2 separate regions of the Homo sapiens genome follow, and region 2 is linked to region 1. Evidence: chromatin contacts called from ENCODE Hi-C data. All regions are on one chromosome and are shown on one strand. Each heading gives the region's core, a stretch centred on a gene start or an enhancer-like site at or near the end of the contact. The rest is flanking DNA. Distances are from core to core; before and after follow the strand shown. Region 1 holds the start of LINC01353 (long intergenic non-protein coding RNA 1353). Region 2 holds the start of MYBPH (myosin binding protein H).

The links. Hi-C counts contacts between places; a loop is a spot of excess contacts on that map. Pooled maps may share reads with other maps.
Region 2: a pooled map shows a loop between it and region 1 (2.8-fold over the local background). The contact joins the promoter of MYBPH here to the promoter of LINC01353 in region 1. A Hi-C loop is called at or near these places in 1 of 50 pooled maps.

The regions. Positions count from the first base shown.
Region 1 is chr1:203,284,644-203,288,699 of GRCh38, forward strand. It overlaps LINC01353 (long intergenic non-protein coding RNA 1353), which reads left to right and starts at 2,509. Exons shown (of 3, transcript NR_117097.1): 1 at 2,509-2,668; 2 at 3,346-3,663; 3 at 3,862-4,056. RefSeq lists an enhancer at 2,315-3,514.
Region 2 is chr1:203,174,442-203,178,451 of GRCh38, forward strand. It overlaps MYBPH (myosin binding protein H), which reads right to left and starts at 1,385. Exons shown (of 11, transcript NM_004997.3): 1 at 1,110-1,385; 2 at 886-1,020; 3 at 1-156. The coding sequence starts at 1,314. RefSeq lists enhancers at 1-49, 2,967-4,010.

The sequences.
Region 1 (4,056 bases), core at 1,259-3,758:
ATCCTCCCAGGCCAAGTGTATGGAGAGGGTCTGTGTCTTACTCCCAATTCCTCAGAATCAGTGCAGGGTGACCCTAAACCCAGAAAGCTCTTGTGACTTTGAGGCCAGCACCACTGTCCTCAGGGCACCTGGAATTTCTTGTTAGCAGGCTGGATGTGCACTTGACTCTGCAAATTTTGGCTCTAGCAATAAGGCCACGTACTTCCTTGATTCTGGGAGGTCAAGCATTAAGTGGGAGTGTTTTTGAAGAGGGAAGAGGATGAGCCACGTCTAACATGGCCAGCCCTTTCCCTGCAGTGCCTGCTCCAAATAACAAACTGATTCAACCTGTCATTAAGTCATCCTGTTATTATGGACTCTGAACTGGTCCTCCATGGAACCACCTTGCAGCTTCCTCAGTGGAATGGCCTGGGGCAAAGATGGATAGGATCCTTCTCAGTAGGACAGGAAGTGGGAGACCCGTCCCAAGGTCCCAGTTGCCTTCTCTGATAAGATCTTTATAGCCTATTCTGTGGGATCATCATGAAGATTAAATAACACAATAAATGTGAAAGTTCTGGGATATAATATAGTTATAATAAATATATGGCAGGATAGGGACTGAATGAGTCAAGTCAGGGACACCTTGGCCAGGTGGGTTTCTTAGTTTGAAAAGGTTCTCAGACCTTCCACTTCCTAATACTCCCAAATGGCTCTCATCACCCCATTGCTGTTGATGAATGTCTCCTGTGGCTTTTAGTCCACAGGAAGGAACTGAGCATTCTCCTCTTGCTGAACCTGGAGCTCAGAGGCCAGGAGAAACATAATATATTATATATAATGTCATATATATTATATATTGATCATGCCTATTACCCCAGCACTTTGGGAGGCTGAGGTGAGTGGATGGCTTGAGCCCAGGAGTTTGAGACTAGCATGGGCAACAAGGTGAGACCCCTTCTCTTAAAAAAAAAAAGAAAAAAGAAAAAAAAAGAAAAAGAAAGAAACAAAGGTGTCGGAATCAGGGAGAGAATTTCTTTTCATAATGGTAGAGAAATTAAACTAGGAAGCCTCTTAAGTAAAGTTCTTTCTTATAATAACAATACTGAGCCCTAAGTGTTTTGCACATAGTAACTCATTAATCAAAAACAATCCAATGTGATAGATATCATTGTAATTTCTACTTTATGGATGAGGCAACTGAAGCACAGCGAATATTAGGTAACTGTTAAAGATAAGATTTGAACCCAAGCGGTCTGGCACAGCAGCCGGAACCTCCGACCACCCATCACACAGTTCCGCCTCTATTAGAAGAAGACCACTCTGGTGAGCTTCCTGGGGGAGGAGAAACTCTTGTTACAATAATCAATAATCAATCAAATTTCCAAGGAGATTTCTCTGGACCTTTGGAGGGAGATTCAAAAGCCCTTCTCCATCCCACTTCTAGGTCTGCTTGCTAAGTCAGGAATAAAGCTACCCTGGATCTTCTGGAACTTTCTGTTCTCTGAGGCAGGAGGGCATTTCTTTGGCCAGGACCTCCCAGCTCAGAGGCTCATTGGCCCCAGAAACATGGGTGGCCCACTGGAGGTGGGCTGTGCCAGTTGGCTTTCAGACGGGAAGCTGCTGGGCACGCTTGTTCTCCACCACACCTCTGCAAGGTGAACCTGGGACTGGGAGGGACAGCCTGCTGAGGACTGAGAGCGTGGGACACTTATGACTGTCACACTCCTTCTCTGCAAATCTTCCTCTAAAAGGCTTCCCAGGGCTTGGCTCTGCTTGGTTCTCTGAGCTCCTCCTGCAGGCAGCTGCCTTTCAGTTCACTATTGTATCCCAGTGAATCCAAAATTAGCTTGATTCACAACAGAAAATGAGCACAAAACCCCTCTATAGCCAGAGAGTGATTGTCTACAAAGTCCTATGTGGTAGAAATAAGGCTTTGCCCCAAGGAGCCATCTGGCTGTGTGCCCTCTCCCACACGCACACTTCCATTTGGCACACTTATTGTTATCCTGTGCTGTGAGGGAACAGAGGTACTGGCCACGGATCCATTGCAGAGGAGCCAGCTTATACTCCCACGGTGCTAGGAAGGAGGCGGGACAGGTAAGACAAGCACACAAACCATGGAAAAAACTGGAGGAAACTTTCCACACCTCTTAAGCAACTGGTGCATTTCCCTGTGGTGTAGGTTGAGTAAGTAAGCCCGAGGAGAGAGGATGGGGTGGACTCAGATGCCCAGGGAGGCAAGTCTTGGTTTGGGGTTTTCAGGAAGGCAGGGCCACTTGTAGAGATTGCAGCTGGTGGTGAACTGGGGTCTGTGGAGGTGGCAGGCAGAAATAGCAACTCGTGTGTCCATGGTGGCACCGTTTTCAATGCGCCTTCATAACCATATCTCGTTTGATCCTGACAGTCCCTCTATAAGCAGTTTGCCACTGTCATTTTTCAGATGAAAACATCGAGGCTTAGAGGGGTTTCTGAGTAGCTGAGAAGTCAGGACTTCACACTCCCGATCTTTCCCCTGGCCTCCAGTTTGCCTGGCAAAGTCACAGGAAGTATCTCCATGGCACCGCATCAGCCCTCACAGAGCAGGAAACCTTGATTTCTACAGAGGCTGTTTCCTCCCAGCCTTGTGCAAGGCCCACTGCAGAGACAAAATTATGGTGGCCAAAGTGTGAATGCCAAGGCCACACTGGTAAGAGCCAGTGGCTGGGCAGCTGCAGTCACCCCACCGAAGGTAGACGGGTGTGGCTCAGTGGCAGGCAGAGGCTGGTCCCCACAGGGAGGAGGAGGGAGCCTGTGGGCGGCCCAGGGGCTGCCCCTCTGTCCCCAGGGGAGTGGGTGGAGGCCTGAGGGGGACTGTGCTGAGATGTTTGGTCATCAGAGGTCTGGGTGGGGGGTTGGGGAGGTAAAGCAAGAGTCTCTTATTTTTAAACCAATCAATGAGAGGACAGCTGTTCTTTGTTTCCATGAGCTCAGCAGAAGAGGAAATGGTTTGCCTGTGCGGTGGGGGAGGAGGAGAGGGTAGGGTTTTAGGTTAGTGCCCTGGCTGTGATGAAGTGGAACTTGTTACCCAAGGACTTCCCTTTTAGGCAGAATGTCTGCTTTCCTACCAGGAAGAGTGGCTTGGCCCTCTGCTGAGGCTCTCAGAGGTTCTCCCAGCCTTGGGATCGCTGAGTAAAACCAGTCAGCACCATGTCACCCTATGGAGACTGGTATTACCTTGCGCCTGTGTGTGGTGACAGCGGGCATCCTTTGGCCTGCATAGCAAAGGGCCACTCCCCTCCTTTCCTCCTGTCTCCCTTCTTCCCCAACCCCTCTCTCTTGGAGGACAGAGTCTGCTCCCCTAAATTCTACTGGGTTCTTTTTCAGGCCTCCATCCCTGGGATTTGCTGGTAGAAGAAAGGGAATCAGCGCTGACTGAGCTCCTACTATGTGCCCTTCCTGGGCCTGGCACTGGAATCACAGGATGAATGAATAAGGCATATTTCCTGCCCTGAGGAGGCGTCTATAGGGGAAGTCGGAATTAAGGCACCTCCAGAATTCTGAGGTCAAGGGAATGTCAACAGAGCTGTGAACAAAATGCCCAAAGCCATGAAAATCTACAGAGAGAGACTCGAAGGGGAGGAATGGGGTAGGAGCTGGTGCCGAGGATGAGAGGGGAGAATTCACCTGGTGGAGAACTGATAGGTGGGGGCTGTTTTCAAAGTATTTTCACAAACGTTTATTCTCTTGACTCTCACAATAAACGAAGCCAGCCAGAAAGTATTCTCCCCATTTCAGTGATAAGGAAATGGAGGCTCAGAAGGGTGGAATGGCCCAGGGCAGGGCAAAGCTGGGGTGGAAGCATCGGTCTTGTGCTTCCACACTCATTGCACTTTCTTCCAGGCCAGGCTGAGGTCGGGATGGTGGAGGAGGTGGTGGAGGTGATGAGGTACCAGAGCAACCTCGAAGAAAGCTGAGAGGCAGGAGACCGCCAAAGGCAAACTTGGAACACCTGGTGACTCCGACTAACTCTCCATGTGGTGTCCTTGAGGACTTTTATGATACTGCTACCACTGCTAATAGTAATAAAAGCCACTA
Region 2 (4,010 bases), core at 135-2,634, 110 kb before region 1:
GGATGTGGATGGGCTGGTCCAGCATGGCCGGCGGGCCAGCCCCTGCAGAACTCACTGCAGACACGCGCAGGAGGAACTTGTCTCCCAGAGCCAGGTTCCGCACAGTCTGCTGGGTCACCATCATGGGCCGGGCACTCACAGGCACCCACTCCGAGGCTGAGGGGATGGAGAGAGTGTGAGGTCTTTGCAATGTGGCCACAGGCGCCCCTCTCCATGGGGCTTCTTTTCCTGCTGGTGATCTGGGGAAATCAGCCTCCCTCTCTGGGCCTCATTTTCCCCTTGTTTGCCTTCCCTGACTTCTTGTCAAATGGCATCAAAGACACCTGATGTTAGAGCCCTGAAATTGTGGCTAGAGATGAGGTTGTTGAAGCCCAGAGAGGGTTGGACACATTTGCAAAGTCACACAGCAAGGTAGGGGCAGAGGCAGAGGCCAGGCTGGACTTGGGCCATGGAGGGGGACAGTGGCAGCAGGGATGTGGCCCCCACACCCCCACCCCATTCCCGCTTTCTCCTCACTGTCTCTTACGCTAACATTCCCCTCTCCAGCTCCTCCCTTTCCACTTCCTACAGTTCGGGGTCCTCTGAGACTTAGCACTTCCTTCCCTTCTCACCAAAGGAGAACCCAGTGTCCCCTTACCCTTCCCTTACTCAGAAGCTCCTTGGAGCTGAGGACAAGGGAGCCCCTCAACCCACCCACCTACCCTTTCTTGCTCTCCTGCTGGTGGAGCAAGAAAGGGCAGGTGGGTGGGTTGAGGAGCCTACTGCTCGCATCCCCTCCTTCTGTATCTCTCCCAGACTGACCAACCACAGGGCCTGTGCACTTGTCCCTGCAGCCCTCCATGACAACCTCCCCTGGGTGTATGCAAGACTTAGCCCAGCACTCACCTCCCTCTCTGCAGAGCTCCAGCACATAGCCCTGGAGGCCCAGCCTCCCCAGCCTCTCTGGGGGCTCCCAGCTCACAGTCACAGAGCTGCTGCTCACATCATCCAGGGTCAGCAGCAGTGGGGCACTGGGGACATCTGGGGAGATGAAGAGGTTCATGGCCAAGAGCTCCCCTCCACCCCTGACATGCCTGCCTCCCTCCTCCCCCTGCCCCACCTTCAGTCACCTTCACTTGGGGGTGCAGGCTTAGTGGCTGTGGAGGCTGTAGGGGCCTGTGGGGCAGGGGCCTGCGGCTTGGGCACCTGCTCTTCTCTGGTGGACTCTGATACTGCCACTTCTCCGGGAGGCTCTGCTGTGGGCACCTTGGCAGATTCAGATGCGGTCTCCTCTGGACTGCAGGCAGGGCCCTCGGAGGTGTTTTTTTCCATCATTGCTGGACTGGCTGGGGGGCCAGGGTGGAGTGTGCAGGGGTCAGCCGTTGGGGGGCCTGGGCCTCTAGGGTGCCTGGGACACCTAGGTCCAGGCTTATATAGTCAGGGGCTGCCCCACCCCCAGCAAACGATTCCCAGCTGTGGGGTCAGGTCAAGCAGGAGGACTGGAGGGTGGAGAGGCGCCCAGGCCAGGAATAGCTCTGGGGGAGGAACCACAAGGGCCCCTTGAGGAGTCACTTCCTCATCCATCTCCCCGACTGGCCTTCAACAGCCAGGGTGCTGGTGCCCAGCTGGGGGAGGGCGCAGATGGGTGAGATGGGACATCGAGCAGGCCGCGTGCCAGGTGTCAGGGCAATAGGAGGAAGAACTTCTATCTGGAGAATGAGCCCAGCTCAGGCTCTGTGTGTCTGGCGTCTATGGGGCCACTTGTTCCCAGAGCTTCTCAGACTGGGTGCTGGGGCCCTGACAGTTTGGGACAATCGTCCTTGTGAGCACTCCCAGCTTTGCCTCTGGGGTCCACATTCCCTGGGCTCCCACAGTTCCCAGGGACTCTCGCCTGTGCTGTATGAGGCTGAGGGCCCTAGAGAGGGAGGGAATTGAGATGCTGAGGGTGGAGCTGCTCAGAGGATGGTCCTCCAGCATTGGAACCCCAGGAAGGGGCACTAAGTCTCCTGGCTCCTGTCTCAGTTGGGCGGCTGGTAAGGAGCTCGTCTCCCCTGATGCCTGCTGTGGGCCTCAGTTTTCCACCTGTTACAGAGAACCCCTCGCCCTTCGGGATGGGTTGCAGTTGTAGGCAGATCTGGAAGATGCCCTAGTGGAGGAGAGCACTCTGAAGCTTCTAGACTCTTCCAAGCAGGCTGTGGGCATGGGCTTTCTCAGTGTGCCAAAGGAGGCAGATATGGCCAGATTTCTAGTCATTGATTCATTTGTTCGATAAAATGTTAAGACTGGGAATCACTGGAAAGCCAGAAAATGCCATGTGTCAGGAAGGAGGGAGAACATTAAGAACTTTTATTGCTGGTATTGGAGCAGTCACTCTGGAAAATGTGAGAGTTTTACTAGTGCCTAGTAAAATGGATGAGGTGCCTACTCCGTGACCCAGCCGTGCCGCTCATATAACACCCACACATGCCCCAGGAGACATGGAGAAGAAGGTTCATGGCAATGTTATTTGTAATTGTTGAAATGTGGGGGAAAACAGCTGTCCCTCAACAGTGGGATGGATAAATAACTGTGGAGTGTTTATGCAACTGTAAAGCAAAATATGGGGTCAAATGAGCAACTTCAGCTACTCACAGACCCAGTGATGAGCAGAAGAGCAAGGCACACAGAAATGTTGCGTCTCATCTGTCTCATCTACATTAAATCCAAATGCAGTCAACACCAGGCTCCCTTCTTCAAGGTACATCCGTAGGCGGTAAGGCCAGAAAGGAAGATGAGGCCAGTACAAAAGTTAGGATGGCGATTGCCTCTAGGTGGAGGAACAGGGATATCTGTGATCGTGAGGGCTGCAGGGGTGCTAATGAGGTTTCCTTTCCTGACCTGGGTGGTGGTTACACAGGTTCTTACTACATAGTTATTCTTCAAATTAAACAAATACATTTATGCACTCTTTAGCACGTAAGATGTGCTCACAATTTAAAAATAAGTAAAAGTGATTTATTCAGGGCCCTCAGCAGCATGCATGCTCTTCCCTTTCCTGAGGACTGGGGACACCAGGGTGTGGCTGCCTCTCAACCCTGCTGTCTCTGCTGGGGAGTGGCAGTGCAGGGCCTGGGAGCCTCTGGATCTGGCCCTCCCTGGATGCCCTCGCCCTCTGCTAGGTGACTCCACGTCTTGCCAGGCAGGGAGTGGGTCCTGGAGACTGGATCTCCATCCTTGGCCTCTGACTCTGCAGCTATAAGTGAATGTGACTAACCCCACAGGACACTGAGTCAGCCCTGGAGAGCCTGTCCCCGGCTGGGGGAAGGGTGGCCCCAGGGGAGGGCAGTTGGCTGCCCACAAGGGCTTGCAGCCCTGGGGTTTCAAAGATGCCTGTGTGGTGGGGTGGGCAGTGGCAGGGATTAGGGAATACTTGGCCCCACCAGCCAGAGGTGAAATGCCGGGTACCCCCTCCCCACACCCCACTCCACGCCTTGCCGAGTCCTTGTTTTCTTCGCCTTCAGCAGGGCTGTGACCTTGGGATCAGTAGCATCTGCCCAGCTCCAGCTGGTTCAGATTTCAGATATTTCCTCCTTCCCTCCACTTCAAACCGGCGTCACAAACCATCAGGCCAATTTGTGATTATCCTAAGTCACAGATAATCCAAACATCAGAGAATCCACAAATCAATTCTCTTTAGTTCTGGGGTGAGTATCTGGAGCCTTTTTGGATAAAGGCATTCCTGGGGCCCTGGGAATTCAACAGAAGCCTGATGAGAGCGTCTCCACCTCATAAAGGCTGAAAATCTGTCTATTCTTCTGAGTCACCCCATCACATCCTCCCGACCTCCTATCTCAGGCCAGCTTGAGCAGAGGTACTTTGATCTCTGAATGGGTGGAGGGATGAGTGTTAGGGGAGGGGTGAACAGAACAAAGGGCTAAGCCCAGCACTAGGACTATTGACAGATTTCAGCCCAGCCACGGAATGGGTTGCTTCCAAGGTAATCGGCTGCCCCTCACTGGGAGGCTGGAGGGCCATCTCTCAAGCACTCTGCA